Linked DNA regions of Homo sapiens: region 2 is linked to region 1. A link is a loop called in an ENCODE intact Hi-C map of the cell type or tissue named here. Cell type or tissue: chondrocyte. All regions are shown on one strand.

The links. A loop is a pair of places that touch in the nucleus more often than their neighbours do. Peaks named below come from ENCODE experiments on the same cell type or tissue, not always from the same donor. Only the 100,000 strongest peaks of a DNase experiment are listed, where the experiment ranks them.
Region 2: a loop joins it to region 1, with 2.9 times the contacts of the local background. A loop is called at or near these places in 4 of 110 quality-filtered maps.

What each region holds. Positions count from the first base shown.
Region 1 is chr16:23,675,407-23,683,406 of GRCh38, forward strand. DCTN5 (dynactin subunit 5) reads left to right here. Exons shown (of 6, transcript NM_032486.4): 6 at 1-2,066. It overlaps PLK1 (polo like kinase 1), which reads left to right and starts at 3,483. Exons shown (of 10, transcript NM_005030.6): 1 at 3,483-3,934; 2 at 4,678-4,846; 3 at 5,508-5,652; 4 at 6,658-6,751. The coding sequence starts at 3,527. In chondrocyte, CTCF peaks have their summits at 3,203 and 3,418; a DNase peak (open chromatin) is centred at 3,404.
Region 2 is chr16:24,501,217-24,509,216 of GRCh38, forward strand. No RefSeq gene overlaps it. Among named protein-coding and RNA genes, the nearest start is that of RBBP6, 34 kb to the right of the region's middle. In chondrocyte, CTCF peaks have their summits at 3,712 (motif pointing left) and 3,921; no DNase peak of the experiment used is centred here.

The sequences.
Region 1 (8,000 bases):
GGAGGATGGCTTGAGCCCAGGAGGCGGAGGTTGCAGTGAGCCAAAATCGTGCCACCGCACTCTAGCCTGGGCAACAGAGCCAGACCATATCTCAAAAAAAAAAAAAAAAAAGTTTATCTACAAAAATGCTTTTGTGCCTCTTACATACAACCCTTCCAGAGGAAAGGCCTAGCTGAGAGTAAGAGATGGTTGAAAAAATGCAATGTTATGATTGCTGAACAGGGCACGACTGTTTTTGTAATATTGGAGAAAATAATTAAAGCCTGGCACCTGGGGAGGCTTGATCCCTGGAAGCCTCCTCTTGCTGAAGGAAAATTCCCAGTGCTGCCTTTCCATGTGCTGTGAGTGCTTTGAGTTCAGACTGACAACAGAGTGGGTCTAGCTTCTATGCTTTCCATGAAGATCTCCCACAAATGTCATCCATGCTCATGAGATGGATCAACTTGTATCCTGAACAAGCAAAACTGTTTGGGACTCACTGCCTTCAGGCAGTCCCTTGGAAGCCAAGGACTCTGGGAACTTTTCAGATGGGACTGGAAACACTTGGGCAGGAGTTCCCCTGGTAGGAGGTCTGTTCACCTGTACAGCCTAATGGATGTCCTGCTTGAGGTGCCCTAATATTGCAAATTCTTTGTTTACAGGGGTACCACCTGTGCCCCTGGGACTGTGCTTCTGTACATGACCACAACTCTCATGATGTCCCCTCAGCCCTGGAAAGCATTTGGGTTAGCTTCCGCTTACTGGTCAGAGTTATACTGTGCCTGAATTGATGCCTCAGGTCAGGTTGAAAAAAAAAAAAAAGGTTCAGACAGCAATTAAGGGCTGGGCACGGTGGCTCATGCCTGTAATCCCGGCACTTTGGGAGGCTGAGGTGGGCAGATCACCTGAGGTCAGGAGTTTGAGACCAGCCTGACCGACATGGTGAAAAGTAAAAATACAAAAATAAAAAAATTAGCTGGGTGTGGTGGTGTGCACCTGTAGTCCCTACAAAAATAAAAAAATTAGCTGGGTGTGGTGGTGTGCACCTGTAGTCCCAGCTACTCGGGAGGCTGAGGCAGGAGAATCGCTTGAACCCAGGAGGTGGAGGCTGCAGTGAGCCAAGATCACGCCACTGCACTCCAGCCTGGGTGACAGAGCAAGACTCCATCTCAACAACAACAACAAAAAGGAATTAAGGAGGAAGCCACCTGGCTTCCTAAGATAGACTTTATGGTTAATGGGATTTATTTTAGCTGGTTAAGTCCAGGACCCCTACCAGGAAGAACTGAGGTCCATATTTGAGGTTGGTCTCACCCTTTTGCATGTGGTCCTACTAATAATAATTTTGCTGTAAAGAAGCCTCAATAAGGAGATGGACTGTGTGAAAAGAGATGAGAAAGCAGGCCTGTTTGCAAGGCTGGCCCTTGGCTGGCATCTGAAAGCTTGGATTTCAGGAGGGTTCTCATTACTCCCTAAATGATAAGAGTGGCTCACTGTGCCTAAACTGTTCGTACAAACAATGTGGGTTATGCCCAACATCTGCTTTCCTTCTGGGAGTCAGATTTTCATATGTGTTAGGCAGAGGATGAGGTGAGCAGCTCCCAATGAGAACCCTGAACACTGAGTCTGTAATGAGCTTCCCTTGTATACAACATTGCACATGGGTTGTCACAACTGATTGCTGGAGGAATTGTGTCCTATGTGACTCTGCTGGGAGAGGACTGTGGGAGGCTTACACCTGGTTTCCCTGGACTTTGTCCATGCGCTTTTTTCCTTTGCTGATTTTGCTTCCTAGCCTTTCGCTGTAGTAAAACATAGCCATGAGTATGACTACAGGCTGAGTCTGTGAATCTCCTAGTACATCATCAGACTAGGAGGTGGTGGTGTTGGCACCCCCCAGCACAGGGCACAAGGGAGACTTGCAGGGTGTTTGTCATGTTCCCTTTCTCAATCTGGGTGTGGTTTACAGATTTGTTCAGTTTGTGAAAATTCACTGAGCTCTATGAACAATTATAATATGTACATTTTTTTCTGTAAGTGTATTAAATTTCAATAAAAAGAATTCACACTATAGGGGTACAAAATAACTTAATTTTTCAAAGTCTTCCTTTTATTCAGCCAACATTTTAGTAAGTACCCTTTTTTTTTTACCAAGCACTGCTCTGGGAGCTTGGGACATGGGGTAGAAAGGACGGCATCATTGTCCTCATTGTCCTTCAGCTTAGCTGCAAGGCAGGTGAAGGATGCTTATAGTATGGTTGATTTTTGCTGGGCTCTATGAAGGATCAGAGGGTGCTAAGGAGGCACAGAGAAAGAGCTTTTAACGTGGGTATTTTACTGTTCCAGGGTTGCCACTCAAGTACCTACAGAACAAACGGGTGTAGCTGTAAACTGTGGCAAACTGAAAGCATGTAGGCACAGAGTAAGTAGCTAGAGCTGATTTTTTTCAGGAAAGGCCACAAATCCCAACTTTTATGAGCTCCTCTTTTAAATGCTGTAAATGTTTTACAATGGCGGGGCGCGGTGGCTCACGCCTGTAATCCCAGCATTTGGGAGGCCGAGGGGCAGATCACTTGAGGTCAGGAGTTCAAGACCAGCCTGGCCAACATGGTGAAACCTCTTCTCTACTAAAATTACAAAAATTAGCCGGGCATGGTGGTGCATGCTTGTAATTCCAGCTGCTAGGGAGGCCGAGGCGGGAGGATTGCTTGAACCCGGGAAGCAGAGGTTGCAGTGAGCTGAGATCGTGCCACTGCACTCCAGCCTGGGCGACAGAGCAAGATTCCGTCACACACACAAAAAAAAGGCGTGGGGGGAGGCCAAACAAAACCCCGCAAGACACATTTGGCTATGACCTGCCAGTTTGCTAGGCATTCTTCCAACCTTCCCTCCCTCTGACCAAGAAACTGAGTGTCCACTATTTTAGGCCCTGGGAAATTCAGTAGCGAGGAGGCCAGACAGCTTCGTTGCATCATGGGGGGCTCTGGTACTGTGCTTCTCCAACTTCAGGATGTGTAGGAATCACCTGAGCAGTCTTGTTGAGAGGCGGACACTGACTCGGGAGGTCTGGGGTAGGGCCTGAACGTTTGCCTTTGCGGTTCTAACAAGCTCTCAGGTGATGGCGATGCTACTGTTCCCTGGCCCCGAGGTAGAGGAAGATTTAAGTAAAAGCTTCCTGGAGGAGGCGCAAGTGAACCGCAGGAGCTTTCCCGGACGCCCGAGAAAGGGAGAAACCCCGAAGGAATTCCTCCTCTCTCGGGGCTGGGTCTCCGCATCCACGCCGGGTTTGGTTTCCCAGGCTATCCCACGTGTTCGGGCGTCCGTGTCAATCAGGTTTTCCCCGGCTGGGTCCGGGTTTAAAGGCTGCTGCTGCGCAGGGCGCTCCCATGGTGCCGCGCGGCGGGCGGGTTTGGATTTTAAATCCCCGCGGCCAATCAGTGGCGCGCAGGCTTTTGTAACGTTCCCAGCGCCGCGTTTGAATTCGGGGAGGAGCGGAGCGGTGCGGAGGCTCTGCTCGGATCGAGGTCTGCAGCGCAGCTTCGGGAGCATGAGTGCTGCAGTGACTGCAGGGAAGCTGGCACGGGCACCGGCCGACCCTGGGAAAGCCGGGGTCCCCGGAGTTGCAGCTCCCGGAGCTCCGGCGGCGGCTCCACCGGCGAAAGAGATCCCGGAGGTCCTAGTGGACCCACGCAGCCGGCGGCGCTATGTGCGGGGCCGCTTTTTGGGCAAGGGCGGCTTTGCCAAGTGCTTCGAGATCTCGGACGCGGACACCAAGGAGGTGTTCGCGGGCAAGATTGTGCCTAAGTCTCTGCTGCTCAAGCCGCACCAGAGGGAGAAGATGTCCATGGAAATATCCATTCACCGCAGCCTCGCCCACCAGCACGTCGTAGGATTCCACGGCTTTTTCGAGGACAACGACTTCGTGTTCGTGGTGTTGGAGCTCTGCCGCCGGAGGGTGAGTGTCGCTGCTGGGGAACTGGAACTGCCTGCGGGGCAGTTGGAGCGCCCAGACCTGGAGCTGCTGGAAAGAGTACCCAGCAAGGGAGAGCCTGGGACTTGGAGCTGCTAGAGAAGGGTGCTGGGAGCCTCCCGCTTACGTATGGAAAGTGTCTTTGGTAAGGGCTTCTTGGCTCTGGGAGCTGCTAGAGGAGGGGGTTCCAGTGAAGTGGAGTCTGAGTCATGTTGCTGATAGGGAAGTCAGCTTCTGGACGCGAGGTGCTGGGGGGAGGGGTGCTGGTAATGGACGCTAGGGCCCTGGAGTACCCAGGGAGGAGTCCCAGGTTAGTGATGCCGCGCCCTGGGAGCTTCTGGGGTGGAGCTGGGTCAGTGGGGGGGTAGTTGGAGCCAGACTTCGGGCCTTCCGGGGGAGATACGAGTCAGGAAAGGGATCTGGTGCTGGGGACTCGGAGCTTCCGGAGTGGGGCTGAGAGAGGACCCCCAGGTAAGGGGGGAAGCTAGTAGGAGAAGGGGTGCTGCGAATGGTTGTGGACAGTGTTAAGGCAGGGTCCAGATGCCGCTGTGCTGGAGAAGGAATGGGGTGGGGGCATAGGGAAGGAGAGAAACCCACCAAGACCCCTCTTTCATCCCTTGGGAGTCCAGAGTCCAGTCCTGTGCTTCCTTTGCCTGGTAACCCTCTCCCTTCCCCACCGGCCTCAATCCACCTCCCCATCCCTCCTGCCCTCTCCTTCCCACCCACAGTCTCTCCTGGAGCTGCACAAGAGGAGGAAAGCCCTGACTGAGCCTGAGGCCCGATACTACCTACGGCAAATTGTGCTTGGCTGCCAGTACCTGCACCGAAACCGAGTTATTCATCGAGACCTCAAGCTGGGCAACCTTTTCCTGAATGAAGATCTGGAGGTGAAAATAGGTGAGTTGCTGAGCCTGCAGGGGTGCTTGACATCACTACAAGAGGCTGGAATTTGGAGGAGGCTGGGAGAAAGGAAGGAGACAACCCACAAGTCAGTATCTTGCCTACAGATGCATTATTTTTTTGTGCCCCAATGCAATATTTTTTTTTTACAAAGAATTTGAATTTGTTTTTATTTTTTAAATTGGAAGGTTTGATTGAACAAAAAGTTTGATTCAGAACTCCTTTTAAACAGGTGAAAGCTTCAGTAATACGAGGACAGCATTTTCTTAGGGCAGCCCTTTGCTGGGCTGGAAAACAGCTGTCCCCTTCAGACTTCTTTGCCACAGTCTCTACTCCTCCCTATTCTTCACAGACTTGCCAAGTCTTGGAGGTTAACTTGCTTGATCCTTGAAGGCATTGGAGTTTTACTATCCCTGTCAGTTCCTGTTTCAAAGCATAGCCCCTTTCTAAAAGGAGGGGTGAGAAGTGTCACTGGAGGCACCTCCCTGGTGTCAGCATGGGAGGAAGATTCCTGGGCAAGCCTTGCTACATACAAGGAGCAGAGGCTTGTGGGATCAGATGGCCCTGGTTCTGGATGGTCAAACCTTAACTAGCCTTCTGCATTGACAGATGTCAGAGGCTGGCATCTAAGTACCAACTCTTCCTCCCTCTGTCCCAGGGGATTTTGGACTGGCAACCAAAGTCGAATATGACGGGGAGAGGAAGAAGACCCTGTGTGGGACTCCTAATTACATAGCTCCCGAGGTGCTGAGCAAGAAAGGGCACAGTTTCGAGGTGGATGTGTGGTCCATTGGGTGTATCATGTAAGTTGGGAGTTGTCTCTGGACCAACCTGGTCTCAGCAGGGGCAACTTTGGGACATCCTACCTGGCTGACCTTTTCTGTGGACCTTTCGGCCTGCTTTACAGAAAGCCTACTCCAAGGGACAAGTCATCCCCAAACAAAGCCTAATTGTCATATCTTTCCCTGTCACTGGTGTATCCTGTCGGATTTCTGCAGCCTAGGTCATGGGTACAGCGGAGGAGGAGGAGGGAGAGTCTCCACAACCTTACTGTAGTCCTTTGCTAGAGTTGTCCACAGGGCAGCATCACCATCATCTGGGAACTTGTATACACAATCTCAGGACCCAGACTACTTACTGGATCAGAATCTGGATTTTTAACAAGGTCCCTTGGTGATTCCCTTGCACAATAAGGTCTTAAACACCGATGAGCATTAGCATGGTGGGGGAAATTAGGCCAGGAGTTACAGATGGAAAGATGATGTGCCAGTGGTCTGTCTGGATTAAGACCATCAGCAGCGGTTGGTGGCAGGCAGAGGCTTGGGCCTTTTCAGGTGTTATCTTTCTTGTTTTGGGCCTAGGTACTGGAGAGTTAGAAATGAGTTGTAGCAATGGCTTTCATACGTCTTTGCAGTGGGGTTTTTTCAAATGAAAACTTGAAGACTTAAGTACAGAACTGCTAAAGGTGGAGCTGCTTCTGTAAGCGCAGGTAGCCCTTTGACCTGTTTTGCATGACAGGCAGCATCTGAGGCCCTTGCACAGAGTCCTAGATGACCACAGGCTATAGCTAAAAAATCACTGGCCCTTAAGAATCCTGGTCTCACCATGTGTATTCTGCTGAGGGCTTATTCTAGCCAATGTCATGGCTTCTGGGGCTGCTCAGTGGACTTAGGGATTGTCTTCAGGGGCCCCAGAGTTAGAGTGAGTGTCCAGAGGATGCCTGACCTTTGTTCTGACCCTGAGATGATTTCTCTCATGTCTGGGTTGTGGCTGGGAGACTGGTGCCAAATCCTACCTTGTGCTTACAGGTATACCTTGTTAGTGGGCAAACCACCTTTTGAGACTTCTTGCCTAAAAGAGACCTACCTCCGGATCAAGAAGAATGAATACAGTATTCCCAAGGTGACTAATGATGCTTTAAGTTTACATTTATTTTGTTTTCCCCAGAAGCTGTTTATGGAGCCCAGCAATATCCTAGGACCAGAAATAGGTCTATCCCACCTCTAAGGTAGCCACAGAGCTTGAGAGGGCCTGTGTCTGAAATTGCATACAGAACTTGACATGTATGTGCACATAAGCATTTTTTCTAGGGGGAGAGAGTTGGCAGATTCTCAAGAGATTGGGTAACCCAAAAGTTGTGTAAAAAGCAAAAAACAAAGGAGGTAGGAAGGAGTAGGAGGCAAAAGTGCTTAATCTTTAGAAATGGTTTATCTTAATTCAAATGGATTCTGCCACTTAGCGAGATCACATTGGGCAAATGGCCTGCATCTTTTTTTTTTTTTTTTTTATTTGAGGTGGAGTTTTGCTCTTGTTGCCCAGTGCAGTGGCATGATCTTGACTCACTGCAACCTCCACCTCCCAGGTTCAAGCGATTCTCCTGCCTCAGCCTCCCAAGTAGCTGGGATTACAGGCACCCACCACCTCGCCTGGCTTTTTTTTTTTTTTTTTGTATTTTTAGTAGAGACGGGGTTTCACCATGTTGGCCAGGCTGGTCTCGAACTCCTGACCTCAGGTGATCCACCCGCCTTGGCCTCCCAAAGTGCTGGGATTACAGGCGTGAGCCACCATACCCAGCCTGGCCTGCATCTTCTGAACCATAGTTTCCATATATAAAGTGGAGTTCCTGCCTTGGAGCACCTCACAGAGTGCCTTGCATGTGGTGAGTGCTCTCAGAATTATGAATCACTGTGAATCCCAGGGCTTCCTAATGGCATAGTTGTGTGCATTTTCTTTTTTTTTTTTTTTTTTTTTTTGAGATGGAGTCTCGCTCTGTCGCCCAGGCTGGAATGCAGTGGTACAATCTCGGCTCACTGCAAGCTCTGCCTCCCAGGTTCATGGCATTCTCCCGCCTCAGCCTCCTGAGTAGCTGGAACTACAGGCACCAGCCACCATGCCCGGCTTCTTTTTTCTGTATTTGTGGTAGAGACAGGGTTTGACCGTGTTAGCCAGGATGGTCTCGATCTCCTGACCTTGTGATCCACCTGCTTCGGACTCCCTAAGTGCTGAGATTACAGGCGTGAGCCACCGCGCCCGGCCATGGTGTGCATTTTCACAACCACCAACAGAAATACATTTAAAGGAATAGCTGGTTCCTGCAGAAGCCTAGCACACAGCCAGTTTGAAGTGTAGTGTCCTTGTGTGAAGCCAGGAG
Region 2 (8,000 bases), 830 kb after region 1:
GGGGTGGATTTCCCCCTTGGTGCTGCTCGTGAGTGCTCATGAGATCTGGTTGTTTATTTTGGTTTTGTTTTTTGTTTTGTTTTGTTGAGACGGAGTCTTGCTCTGTCGCCCAGGCTAGAGTGCAGTGGCATGATCTCAGCTCACTGCAACCTCTGCCTCCTGGGTTCAAGCGATTCTCTTGCCTCAGCCTCCTGAGTAGCAGGGATTACAGGCATCCACCACTACATCCAGCTAATTTTTGTGTGTGTCTGTATTTTTGTAGAGACAACATTTCACCATGTTGGCCAGGCTGGTCTTGAACTCCTGACTTCAGGTGATCCGCCTGCCTTGGCCTCCCAAAGTGCTGGGATTATAGGCATGAGCCACCGCACCCAGCATGAAATCTGGTTGTTTAAAGTGTATCACCTCCCACCTCTCTCTCCTCCTCCTACACCAGCCATGTAAGATGTGCCTGCTTCCCCTTCTTCCATGACTGTAAGTTTCCTGAGGCCTCCCCAGCCATGCTTCTTGTAGAGCCTGCAGAACCATGAGACAATTAAAACTCTTTTCTTTATAAATTACTCAGTTTCAGTTTTTTTTTTAATGGCAGTGTGATAATGGACTAATACAGCACCTGATCCTCAGTCTGTCCAAGAATGTGACCCAGACCTCCCAGGCTGCAGTGCAGTGGCTTGATCTCGGCTCACTGCAACCTCTGCCTCCTGGGTTCAAGTGATTCTTTTGCCTCAGCCTCCCCAGCAGCTGAGACTACAAGCGTACACCACTGTGCCCAGCTAATTTTTGTATTTTTAGTAGAGACAGGGTTTTACCATGTTGCCCAGGCTGGTGTTTTTTGTTTATTAAGAGATGGGGTCTCCCTATATTACCCAGACTGAACTCAACCTCCTGGGCTCAAGCAATCCAGAAGAGCAAAAGAGAAGAGCATGGCATGGCCACAGCGAGTTCCACTTCTTTTTTTTTCTGAGATGGAGTCTCACTCTGTCACCCAGGCTGGAGTGCAGTGGCGCAACCTCGGCTCACTGCAAACTCTGCCTCCCAGGTTCATGCCATTCTCCTGCCTCAGCCTCCCAAGTAGCTGGGACTATAGGCACCCATCACCACGCCCAGCTAATTTTTTTTATTTTCAGTAGAGATGGGATTTCACCACGTTGGCCAGGATGGTCTCAATCTCCTGACCTTGTGTTCCGCCCGCCTCGGCCTCCCAAAGAGCTGGGATTACAGGCGTGAGCCACTGCACCTGGCCCAGCGAGTTCCACTTCTAAGTGGGCAAGGATCAAATACACAGAAAACGCACATGGATGGTGGGGCCAGCCAAGGGTGGGACTGTTGAGGCTGGAACTCCATAATGGCCAGCTTGTCTCATGCTGGACTTGAAGTTCTTGAGAGCAGGCTCCTACTTTTTTTTTTTTTTTTTTTTTTGAGACGGAGTTTAGCTCTGTCACCCAGGCTAGAGTACAGTGGTGCAATCTCAGCTTACTGCAACCTCCACCTCCCAGGTTCAAGTGAATCTCCTACCTCAGCCTCCCAAGTAGCTGGGATTACAGGCATGCACCAGCATGCCCAGCTAATTTTTGTATTTTTAGTAGAGACGGGGTTTTGCCATGTTGGCCAGGCTGGTCTGGAACTCCTGACCTCAAATGATCAGCCTGCTTCAGCCTCCCAAACTGCTGGGATAACAGGTGTGAGTCACCATGCCCAGCCTCTAATGCACAAGTGTTCAGCAATGAACGCATGCATCCATGAATGAATGGCTGCTTGACAGTCATTAGCAAATGATTGAAGTTCTGCACTTTCAATGGGAATATAGACTTACACTTTAAGGGACATTCAGTGGGAAGCATCAGGCAGCCATCAGCATTTATTTCTTAAGCATCTAACATATGCCAGGCTGTTCTGGACATTAGAAATTCCTTCCTTCCTTCCTTCCCTCCTTCCCTCCCTCCCTCCCTCCCTCCCTCCTTTCTTTCCTTCCTTCCTTCCTTCCTTCCTTCTTTCTTTTTCTTTCCAGACAGAGTCTCCCAGGCTGGAGTGCAGCGATACAATCATAACTTACTGCAGGCTTAAACTCCTGGGCTCAGTCAGCCTCCTGCCTCAGCCTCCTGAGTAGCTGGGACTACACATGCATGCCACCTCATATGGCTAATTTTTTAATTTTTGCAGATACAGGGCTTCACTATGTTGCCCAGGCTGGTCTCGAACTCCTGGGCTCAAGTGATCCTCCACCTCAGCCTCCCAAAGTGATAGGATGACAGGCGTGAGCCACTATGCCTGGCCAAGAAGGAAACTTTCCTCCAGGAACTCACATTCCAGAGGAGACAGAAGAGGAGTCAGAGAGATTGGAGAGTGGCCTGTGAGAAAAATTCTACATTTTACAGTAGAAGAAACTGAGGCTCAGCAAAGTACATACTTACCCAGGCCACACGGCTGGCAAACAGCAGTGCCAAGATTTGAACCCATGTCTGTGTGACCCCCAAAGAGCCACAGACAGAGATAAATGAAGGAGGGAGGTGGAGAGTTTTCTCCCTGGTTCAACGAACCCAAAAGATGTGTCTCAAAGACCAAAAACATCCGCACCTGGGGGCCGGGCACGGTGGCTCACACCTGTAATCTCAGCACTTTGGGAGGCCGAGGCAGGCAGATCACCTGAGGGCAGGACTTCAAGACCAGTGTGTCCAACGTGGCAAAATCTTGTCTCTACTAAAAACACAAAAATTAGCCGGGCATGGTTGCACCTACCTACAGTCCTAGCTACTAAGGAGGCTGAGGCAGGAGAATCACCTGAACCCAGGAGGTGGAGGTTACAGTGAGTCAAGAGCACCCCACTGCACTCCAGCCTGGGCAACAGAGCAAGACTCCATCTCAAAACAACAAACAACAACAACAAAAATATCTGCACCTGGGAAATGCTCAAAGCCTTTTGTATTTCATAGATCCCAGGCCTGAAATATATCAGCTGGTTCCTAATGGCAGTCAGGCTCTTGCCAATCTCAGCATCACACTGTGATTAAGAGCCCAGTGCTACATCTCCGTGCCGGCTTTTCATCTGTAACATGAAACTATACCTACCCCATAGAGTGTTACAATCATGAAATCAGTTAATAAGTGTAAAATTATTTAAGTTCCCAATACATCGTCAATACTCGGAAATTGTTATTATTACCTCCAGCTTTCGCTTTCTTTTGTGTCCTTTGTTCCCTGATGATTTCTCAGAAGTAACTCAATAAATTTGCCCTCCATACAAATCTCCATTCTCTTAGTCTAGTGATAAAATCCGAGGGTTGGTTGAGAAGGACAGAGAGCAACCTTGGAAAATGTGTTTGTATGACCAGCGCGGTTTCACAGGTTAAGTCATCTTCCCCTCCCGACACTTTTTTCAGGCTGGGTCTCGCTCTGTTTCCCAGGCTGGAGTGAAACAGCACAATCATAGCTCACTGCAGCCAGCCTAAACCTCCAGGGCTCAAGCAATCCTCCCAGCTTAGCCTCCCAAATAGCTGGGACAATAGGCCCTCGTCACAACTGCTGGCTAATTTTTTCGTATTTTGGAGCTCTCACTTTGTTGCTCAGGCTGGTCTGGAACTCCTGGGCTCCAGTGATCTTCCCGCCTCAGCTTCCCAAAGTGCAGAGATTACAGGCGTGAGCCACCGCGCCCTGCCTGGACACTTTAGAAATGGTGTTTTGGGCTGGGTTTAGGAGCTTTGAACTTTGGGGTTAGCCTGACCTCTAGTGGGCAAACAGAAAACAGTACAAAGCTGGCGGGAGATGCTCAAATGTGGCAAAGCGAAGTCCCCGCCCTGGCAGGACGCTTTATTGAGTAGCTGTTATTGACAGCTTACTAGATGTTGAATTTAAGCACCTCATTGAAGTCCACACAGATTGTAAGTGGCAGGGTTGGGGTCTCCCAAGCCTGTCTGGCCTCAGAGCCTTCTTGTTTATCCACAAGGCACAGCGCCTGGCTGGAGAAAACCATCACGTTGCATCCAGACAGGTGACCCAGTGGATAAAGCCCTTCCCTTACATCATTGAAACAACACACACATCCTGTGACAAAGGTTATTACACCCACTTCTTACACCTAGAAGCTGCAGTGCTCAACAGCCTAGCCCAAAGTCATACTCCGTCCTTCATTCAATGCTAATTTATCACTCAGTCTTCAGCATAGTGCTGGACACTGGAAATAAATGGAAAGCAAAACACACAAGATCCCTACCCTGCCCGCAAAAGGCTTGGAGATTAATCAGTTGCTACCAGAACTGAGGTCCCCGTTGCCCAGGCAAATGATCTTTTTGCTATGACACTAGGAATGCCAGCTGATTTTCTGGGTGGCTAGTTTTTGGTTTATTTGCTTGTTGTTGTTTTTTTGTTTGTGTTTTTGGTTTTTTTGAGACAGACTCTTGCTGTGTCACCCAAGCTGGAGTGCTGTGGTGTGATCTCAGCTCACTGCAACCTCTGTCTCCTGGGTTCAAGCGATTCTCGTGCCTCAGCCTCCCAAGTAGCTGAGACTACAGGCACCCACCACCATGCCTGGCTAATTTTTATTAGACGGGATTTCACCATGTTGGCCAGGCTGGTCTCAATCTCCTGACCTCAAGTGATCCACCTGCCTCAGGTGTCCCAAAGTACTGGGATTACAGTTGTGAGCCACTGCACCTGGCCTGGTCTTCTTACCTGGACTAGAAATTCAGCAAAGATGGGGATACTAGGGCTTAATTTTCTTTTACTCTATCCACAGATCCAGAGCCTGAGTCCAGTTCTGCCTGACTCCAAATTTCACCTTTTTTTCCCTTTTCTTTTCTTTTTTTTTTTTTTTTAATGAGACAAGGTCTTGCTCTGTCACCCAAGCTGGAGTGCAGTGGCACGATTATGACTCACTGCAGCCTCAATCTCCCAGGCTCAAGCAATCCACCCACCTCAGCCTTCCAAGAAGTTGAGACTATAGGCGCACACCACGCCTGGCTAATTTTTTTTATTTTTCATTTTTTAAAAATGTTTTGTAAAGATGGGGTTTCACTGTGTTGCCCAGGCTGATCTTGAACTCCTGGGCTCAAACAACCCTCCCATCTTGGCCTTCCAAAGTGCTAGGATCACAGGCATGAGTCACTGAGCCCTCTTTTCTTTTCCCTTAATTTTTATCTTAAGGACGGGATCTTGCTCTGTTGCCGAGACTAGAGTGCAGTGGCACAATCATAGCTCACTGCAGCCTCAGACTCTTGGCCTCAACCAATCCTCCTGTCTCAGCCTCTCACGTAGCTGGAACTATAGGCACAAATCACCACGCAATCTCACACTTTTAACCACTGCACTATAATACTTTGTCCCTGACTTCTGGGCACTGTTGTTTGATCTACAAAGTTCCATGTGGTTCCATGTACTTACATATGCGTTGTTGGTCTGCGAGTTGGTTTCCTGAGATAATTTTTTTTTTTTTAGACGAAGTCACTCTGTCACCCAGGCTGTAGTGCAGTGGCACGATCTCAGTTCACTGCAACCTCCACCTCCCGGGTTCAAGGGATTCTCCTGCCTCAGCCTCCTGAGTAGCTGGGACTACAGCAATGTGCCGCCCCACCCAGCTACATTTTGTAAAGTTAGTGGAGACGATGTTTCACTATGTTGGTCAGGCTGCTCTTGAACTCCTGACCTCAGGTGATCTGCCCACCTCGGCTTCCCAAAGTGCTGGGATTACAGGCGTGAGCCCCCTCCCACCTGGCCCCTGAGATAAGGATTAAAGTGCAAATCATTTATCTGAGAATTGACCCCAGGAAGCACTGTGGGGGAATGGGGAAGTATATTAGTCTGCTAAAGCTGCCAAAACAAAATGCCATAGACTGGGTGGCTTAAACAACAGGAATATACTTTCTCACAGTTCTGGAGGCTGGAAGTTCAAGATCAAAGTGCTGGCAGGGTTGGTTTCCTCAGAGGCCTCTCTCCTTGGCTGCAGGTGGCTGACCTCCTGCTGCCTTTTCACATGGTTGTCTGTCTGTGCAGCAGATGCCTGGTGTCTCTCGGTGTCCTAATCTCCTCTGTTAAGTACAACCGTCGGATTGGATTAGGGCCCACCCTTACAGCCTCATTTTAGCTTATTAACCTCTTGAAAAGCCCTATTTCCAAATGCAGTCACGTTCTGAAGCACTGGGGGTTGAGACTTCAACATGTGAATTGGGAGGGGAGCACACAGTTCAGTCCCTAACAGGAAGTAAGACGGGAGGGAAAGACACAATGAAAGGGCATTTGACTAAGTAGGTTACTGCTGTGGGGAACCGGGGCTGATCCCACTGGGTACATCTGAGACAGTTTAGGACACTCTCTCATGCCTGTAATCCCAGGACTTTGGGAGGCCGAGGCGGGCGGATCACAAGGTCAGGAGTTTGAGACCAGCCTGGTCAACATAGTGAAACCCCATCTCTACTAAAAATACGAAAATTTAGCCAGGCGTGGTGGCGTGTGCCTGTAGTCCCAGCTACTCAGGAGGCTGAGGCAGGAGACTCACTTGAACCTGGGAGACAGAGGTTGCAGTGAGCAGAGATTGCACCATTGCACTCCAGCCAGGGCAACAGTGCGGGACTCTGTCTCAAGAAAAAAAAAAAAAAACACTCTCAAGCTAAGTGTGATGGCTCACGCTTGTAATCCCAGCACTTGGGGAAGCCTAAACGGGCGGATCCCTTGAGTCCAGGAGTTCAAGTCTAGCTTGGGCAACATAGAGAGCCCTCATCTCTACCAAAAGAAAATGAAGAAATAAGGCTAGTGCAGTGGCACTCACCTGTAGTCCCGTCTACTCTAGAGGCTGAGGTGGGAGGATCGCTTGAGCCCAGGAGGTCAAGATTGCAATGAGCTGTGATTGCACCACCGTACTCCAGCCTGGGCCACAGAGAAAGACCTTGTCTAAAAAATAAATAAATAAAAATAAAATAAACACTCTCAGGGTGATCCTTCCCTGCTGAGGAACAAGGAGTGGGGTGTTTATCTTTCATTGCCCATCTGTGTTGTCAATGGCTGCTTCCAGGACATTAGCTCCCCAGCACTCACAGTCTAAGAGAAAGTATTCGGGCTGACAGATGCAGCTGCTCACAGCAGGATGCAGTCAGCATGAAAAGGGACAGTGAGTGCGTGAGGATTTGGGTGGGGCACTGACTGTCTTGCTATGCCACCCCATAAACCCCCTAAGTCCATCAGATTCTTTTTTTTTGAAATAGGATCTTGCCCTATCACCCAGGCTGGAGTGCAGTGGCCCAATTGTAGCTCACTGCAACCTTGACCTCCTGGGCTCAAGTGATTCTCCCACCTCAGCTTCCCAAGTAGCTGAGACTACATTTGTGCACCACCATGCCTCACTAACTTATTTAAATTATTTTTTGTAGAGACAGGGCCTCACGATGTTGCCCAGGCTGGTCTTGAACTCCTGGCCTCAAGTGATCCTCCTGCCTTGGCCTCTCGAAGTGCTGGGATTACAGGCATATGCCACAATGCTCAGCCTACCTGATTCTTATGTTATGGTACCTGGCTCTGAGCCAACTCTAGTTTGTTTCAACAGCAGATCTTTAAGTGATTTTTCTACCAATTGTATGTGCCAACAAATTGCCAAGTCAAGTCAGAGCATTTCCATTACAGCCTGCTTGGTTTCCTGTTTTAGCTACTCTTTCCATCCCAGAGCGGGAGCAATTTCACTGTCTCACATTCCAGCTCAAGCTTATGAGTCAGGACTCTTTGGGCCCAGTGCAGTGGCTCACGCCTGTAATCCCAGCACTTTAGAAGGCTGAGGCAGGCAGTTCACCTGAGGTCAGGAGTTTGAGAACAGCCTGGCCAACACGGTGAAATCCCATCTCTACTAAAAATACAAAAATTAGCCAGGCATGGTGGCATGTTTCTGTGGTCCCAGCTATTCAGGAGGCTGAGGCAGGGGAATTGCTTGAACCCAGGAGGCAGAGGTTGAAGTGAGCTGAGATTGTGCCATTGCACTCCAACCTGGGTGACAGAGCAAAACTCCATCTCAGAAAAGAAGAAAGAAA